2 separate regions of the Homo sapiens genome follow, and region 2 is linked to region 1. Evidence: chromatin loops called from intact Hi-C (ENCODE). Cell type or tissue: heart left ventricle. All regions are shown on one strand. Links, peaks and the distances in the headings refer to the core of each region. The heading gives the core; the rest is flanking DNA.

Evidence for each region. A loop is a pair of places that touch in the nucleus more often than their neighbours do. Peaks named below come from ENCODE experiments on the same cell type or tissue, not always from the same donor. Only the 100,000 strongest peaks of a DNase experiment are listed, where the experiment ranks them.
Region 2: a loop joins it to region 1, with 6 times the contacts of the local background. A loop is called at or near these places in 4 of 110 quality-filtered maps.

Annotation. Positions count from the first base shown.
Region 1 is chr2:173,131,041-173,133,963 of GRCh38, forward strand. All of the region lies in intron 2 of MAP3K20 (mitogen-activated protein kinase kinase kinase 20), which reads left to right. Among named protein-coding and RNA genes, the nearest start is that of MAP3K20, 57 kb to the left of the region's middle. In heart left ventricle, for the core only: no CTCF peak of the experiment used is centred there; no DNase peak of the experiment used is centred there.
Region 2 is chr2:173,081,357-173,084,279 of GRCh38, forward strand. The region is part of intron 1 of MAP3K20 (mitogen-activated protein kinase kinase kinase 20); the gene reads left to right. Among named protein-coding and RNA genes, the nearest start is that of MAP3K20, 7.0 kb to the left of the region's middle. In heart left ventricle, for the core only: no CTCF peak of the experiment used is centred there; no DNase peak of the experiment used is centred there; H3K27ac peaks cover 850 bases.

The DNA of each region.
Region 1 (2,923 bases), core at 117-2,616:
GGCATTTGCACAGTTTTTGTCTGCCTCGATAAAAACCCTTGGCTGTGTCTGCTAACTTGGTGAAAAATCGCAGCAACAGAGGCAGCCCAAGGATCTTAAATCATCCTGTGCATACTCTCATTTTGTTTTTCTGCTGTGGCTTTTACCCACTAGAGGGGATAGTGCATTGTCTCCAGGGAATTAGAGACTGTCATATATGCCTTATAGAATACAAAGGAGCTTAAGTAATATACACACATATAAAGTTACATGTACAGTAATTGACATTAGGTGCTCCATTAAACAATGAAATGCCACAGTGTACCAGTTCTTCAGGACATGTTGCCATGGATACCCAGTGTGATGGAGATAGGGAAAGAGTTGCTTAGGAATTCAACGATTTCATTTTGAGGTGGAGTGAAAAATAAACTGCCCAGAGATAGGAACCATGAAACCAGTCATATATACAAGTAGTTGTTTTTGAAATTGTCAAATGAAAACATGTTTGAAAATGAGTACCAATTAATAACAGTTATTTTATATTGTCTGTAAGCCAAAGGGCTAGGCAGGGTTCTTTATTTCAGCTAGGAAATTATGTGGTATATTAGATATTTGCAGAAGAAAGTATTTTAATCAAAGCTGAATAAAATTCAGAAAATCATGTGTAGAAATATAGAAAGATGGCAGTGGAATGGTAGGAGGCAAGTTCTCTAAGGGTCTGCTCAGGTGCACTCAGTGTTGTGAACCTCAGGTTGCCTTGGGGTTGATGACAAAGCAAAGATTTCAGAAAGGAGCAAGTTTTAAGAATAAATGTGATGTGATAGAAGCAGAGGCAAGGTTGGCAGCTAACTGGTTTGGTGTGATTTCATGGTTTGCAACCAGGACTGAGTGTCTGATTCTTTGATTTTCTAGAGACATTCCTAATTTCATCCCTAACTCTCCCCAGATAAATTCTCATCTCTTATCAAAAACAAGGTCCCTGGAATGGAAAGTCAGGGAACTCCCTGAGGAAATGAGTGTTTAGCTGTATTCTCAGTCATGTAGGTTTTGTTGATCATAGATATTTTTGAATTGATGCTTTCTTGTCCCCATCTCTCCTTCCCTTAATTCAAGTCATACTTATCACTCCTTTCAGCCTCTGGTTATTCCCCCTTTCTGATTCATCTGTCATATGGACCTCAAATTTAAAAAGAAGAAAAAACAGATCAGATCATGTCATTTCTGCACAAAAATGGAGAAACTTTTGTTGGTTCTCCATTACCTATAGAAAACTTCTAATCCTTAATATGGCATTTAGTCCCTTTACAAAAGTCACCCTCAACAAAGCTTTCGTCTTCTCCTCCGGCTGACTCCCCACCCCTTGCACCCCATGTAGGCTGTGTATCAGCTTTAAGAGAGGGAAGAATCCTCTCCGAATGAGCAGTGTGCTTTTTCGGACTCCAGCTGAAATGCATTTCTACCCCTTCCCTGCCCCTCAGGCGCTTCTTGTCATTAAAACACCCTTCCTTCAAAGCCCTAGCCCCTCCTTGCCTCCACCCAGGAGAGTTAAAGTTTTTCTCTGTTTTCCACCTCTGCCAAGCATTTGTCTTCAGTTGCTTTTTGTAAGCTTTTCCCCTCCCCTGTCAGATATGTAGTGTGGTGTTAAAGGGATGGGTTCAGTATAGTGTAGTGACTAGGAGTGCAGGCTCAGAAGTGGTTGTTGAATTTGAATCCATCTCAGCTGTACCACTTGTTAGCTTTGTGACCCAGGGCCCATTACACAACCACTAAATCTCTTTCTTCATCTGCAAAATGAAGTTAACCTTGGTAGCTTGTTAAGGGAATTAAAAGAGAACACACAAGAAGTGTTTAGCACAGTGCCTAGCACATAGTATTAAATAAATGTTAGAAATGTATCCTGAGCGTTTCTCTTTTCCACTTCCATGCCCTCAACAGTACTTTACATACAGTAGGTACTCAAAAGTATTTATTGATTTAAAAATGTGGCTCACTCCTACACAGTCCTTCAATGTTTCTCTACTTAAGTTGGTGATAGAGATATATAAAATTTAGGGAGTCATCTTTCTAAATAGTTTCCTAAATTTTACATATTTTAAAATGGGAAGTATGGTGAAGAATGTGTATTTTTATTTAATTCCAAAATTTTAGAAGATAGTTTAGTAGCAAAGCAATGTAAACATCTGAGTCCTTTACCTAAAGAAGCTTGTATCAGTGTTTTTATCCATGGTGATAAAAAGTGTATAAGATCTGAAAGCAGATTGGGTAACACGTAGAGACGATGCACAGTTTGGAAACTACAGTTTCCAAATTAACACTAAGTTCTTGGAAGAAGCTTTCTCACAATAACTGTAACTGAAAGGACCCAGTGAAATGAGAGTAGATGCCAGAGTTTGATTTAGAGAGTGAGAGTCATTCAGGGACTGTGGCATCTGTCATACATTAGAATTTTAAATACAACCATAAATTAAGAGATAGTTGAGAGCATACCTTCAGAGAGTTAAAGAGCATACCTTCAGAGAATATGAAGGTATGCTGTATAACATTATAGTATGTTTAAGTTGAACAGGAACTCACAAGACCAACCTTTCTAATTTTGGCTGTGCTTCAAAATGACGTGGTGGGCTTGTTAAAACACACATAGCCCACAACAAGGACTCTGATTCAGTAGTTCCAGGGTAGATCCGAGGCTCCTGTGTGTGTGTGCATTTTAAATTTTTTTCTTTTAAACATTCATGCGGGCGGATCACGAGGTCAGGAGATTGAGACCATCCTGGCTAACATGGTGAAACCCCATCTCTACTAAAAAAAAAAAATCCAAAAAATTAGCCGGGCATGGTGGTGGGCACCTGTAGTCCCAGCTACTTGGGAGGCTGAGGCAGAAGAATGGCGGGAACCCGGGAGGCGGAGCTTGCAGTGAGCCGAGATCACACCACTGCCCTCCAGC
Region 2 (2,923 bases), core at 161-2,660, 50 kb before region 1:
GCTGTAGGACAGCTGTTTATTCATATCACCTTCTGCACAGTACTGTGTAATACCACGTATGGGAATAAGCACACGAGGAACATGGGATTGGTCCTAATAAAGAGTCCTGCACCATTAAGCTCTGCAGCCCAATACTGCATGGGGTAGTGCAATTCCATTTTGCTGATAAAAGAATAGGGGTAGATCATCATCCAAAGAGTTTTGATGTTAGGTGGTTATACGATGGCTTTCAAGACAAAGAGATCTCTTTGCTTTGGGAATTGGGGGGAAGGAAGAGGAAAGTTTTAGGATAGAAACCTGGAATGTGGCTCTTAGCTTCTCACCCAGTTTGGGAGGAGAAATTGAAGAAGATGGCCAAATCGTTTCCTTTATTTCCATCACTGATGTGGTTCACTGTGCTTCTCCATGATGTTTGGTGTCGGGTTCATGACTGCTTCCCTCAGAAAAGGAGGGAGACCGTCTATACTTTATAGTAGATTAGTCATCAACTCAACAGGGTTGGAGTGGGTCTTAAAGTGGTTTCATTCTGCCCTCTTAGCTGATGCAAGAGTCTCCCACTCCCACTCTACACCGCATATCCCATTGAACGCTCTTGGTGATGGGTCACTCACTACTAAAGAGGGTGGCAGATTTTCTTGTTGGCCAACTCTAAACCAGGAATCCTTTGTTTTTTTTTTGGAGACAGGGTCTCACTTTGTGCAGTGGCATAATCATAGCTTATGGCAACCTTGAACTCTTGGGCCCAAGCTATCCTCCCACCTCAGTCTCTTGAGTAGCAGGGACTACAGGCATGAACCACCACACCTGGCTAATTTTTATTTATTCATTTTTTGTACAGATGGGATCTCACTATGCTGCCCAAGTTGGTCTTAAATGCCTGACCTCAAGCGATACTCCCACTTTGGCCTCCCAAAGAACCAGAAATTCTTTCTGTAACTTTCATCCACAGATAGCCTTGCCTCTTGATCATCAAAACATAATATAAGGTCTTAGTCTTCCCTAGTTTTACCATCCCCATTCCTTTCACCCTTCATCTTACATTGAGGTTACCATGTTTTAACTCTTGCATTCACCCTTCTCAGGGAGTATTCATTCCAGGCACTCAGTCCAAAGTTGTACCTGTCTGTCAGCAGCCAGGATGGTCTGATACTTTCTATTTGACAGAAAACGATTTGGGGTACAAACAAGGGCTGAGTAGCAGCAAGACCTAGGGTGGGGGCAGGATAGGTGGGAGGTAGCGAACTGAAGTGAGCCTTGTTTACTCATAGGCTACGGCTTTCTCCTCATCCCCAGTCCTGACACCTGTGAATTCCTCTTCTGGCCAAGCCCTAGAAATCTCCCCTCTCCGTGCACCCTCACTTTATTCAACTCTGGCCCCATTCTCTTCCTCATGCTGCAAGAAGCTCCCAGCTACTCAACACAACAAGCCCACGCAGCGGCCTATGCCGTGGCCGTAGGTTGTATCCACTTCATGTTTCCTTGTTGGGCTTCTGTTTGAGCACAGACATGTTTCCACGCAGCATTTCTGTGGCGTTAAGTGCTCCCACCAACTACATTCCTGTGCCTCCCATCTTTTACTTCTGGTAACAATACTTTTGGTAAGGAAGTGTGTTGTGGAAGTTGACTTTTATTAAATTACTTTAATTATTTCAATAAGAATGCCTCACTACTAAATTACTTTAATATTTCAATAAGAATGTTTAGCTTATTTTTATTCTTACCATTGCTCTAACTAGAGAGTTACATTACTTTTATATGGTAAAGATAGAGGAAGGGGGAAAATATGAAACAATGGCTATTCTGTTTTTTGGATTCTTATTTAAAGTTGGGTTCTCTCAGATATCTATGCCTGAAGTCCTATTTACTGAACCCAACCTACTCTGTATAAGATACACTATTTTTCTAGGAGCAGCCTTGGAGGAAGAAAGGAAATATCTGGTAGATACAGTACAAGTTGGTTCTGTTCCTATACCTAGTCTTGCAACTTTTATTTTTTTATTTTTTATTTTTTTTTTTTGAGACAGAGTCTCACTGTCACCCAGGCTGGAGTGCAGTGGCGTAATCATAGCTCACTGCAGCCTCGACCTCCTGGGCTCAAGCGATCCTCCTGCCTCAGCCTTGCAGAGTGCTGGGATTACAGGTGTGAGCCACTGTACCCAGCCAGCTTTTATCTTTTTTAGTGATTAAAAAAAAATAGTAGAACAGCAGTCCTGTTGAGGAATAGAATCTTTGAATCTTTGACCTTGGTGTTACGGACAAATACACTGAACCAGAGCTTTCCTCATTTTTTTGAAGATAAGACTCAGGGGAAAAAAATTGCAGAACAGTGATTCCAAGTGGTGTTCTTTTTATACACATGATGACAAAGCACATATTATTAATTTATTCACTGATCTATGTTAAAGAGGCTGAAATAATACTAGCATAAATATCAAGGCAGCAAGTTTGGCAAAATAATTTGCTGAATATTGAAAGCTCTTTTCAAAAAGTATCTTTTTTGTCACATCCAGGTCATGATAAAACGTGTAAGTTTTTCTTCCTATATTGTATAAAAAGTAAACTGGCAACCTTACTTTTTGAAGAAGGGGGAAAGGAAAGTATGAATTAGGGACAGGAAAAGAGGAAGGCTCTAAATTCAGAAATATAGGCCCATATAAAACCACAAGATAGAAACATCCAGAGAAAGTTCAAAGACCTTTTTTCTAGTAAAGTTAATCCTTTCATAAAGTAGGTTTTTATTTTTACTTTTAGAAATGAGATCTCCCTATGTTGCCCCAGCTGAGCTCAAGTGATCCTCCAACCTCTGCTTCCCAAAATGCTGGGATTGCAGGTGTGAGCCACTGTGCCCGGCCAAAGTAGATTTAATTTTTTTTAAAAAATCATCACTTGCAGGTATTGGATAATCAGGTTAAGTTTTCTTGGG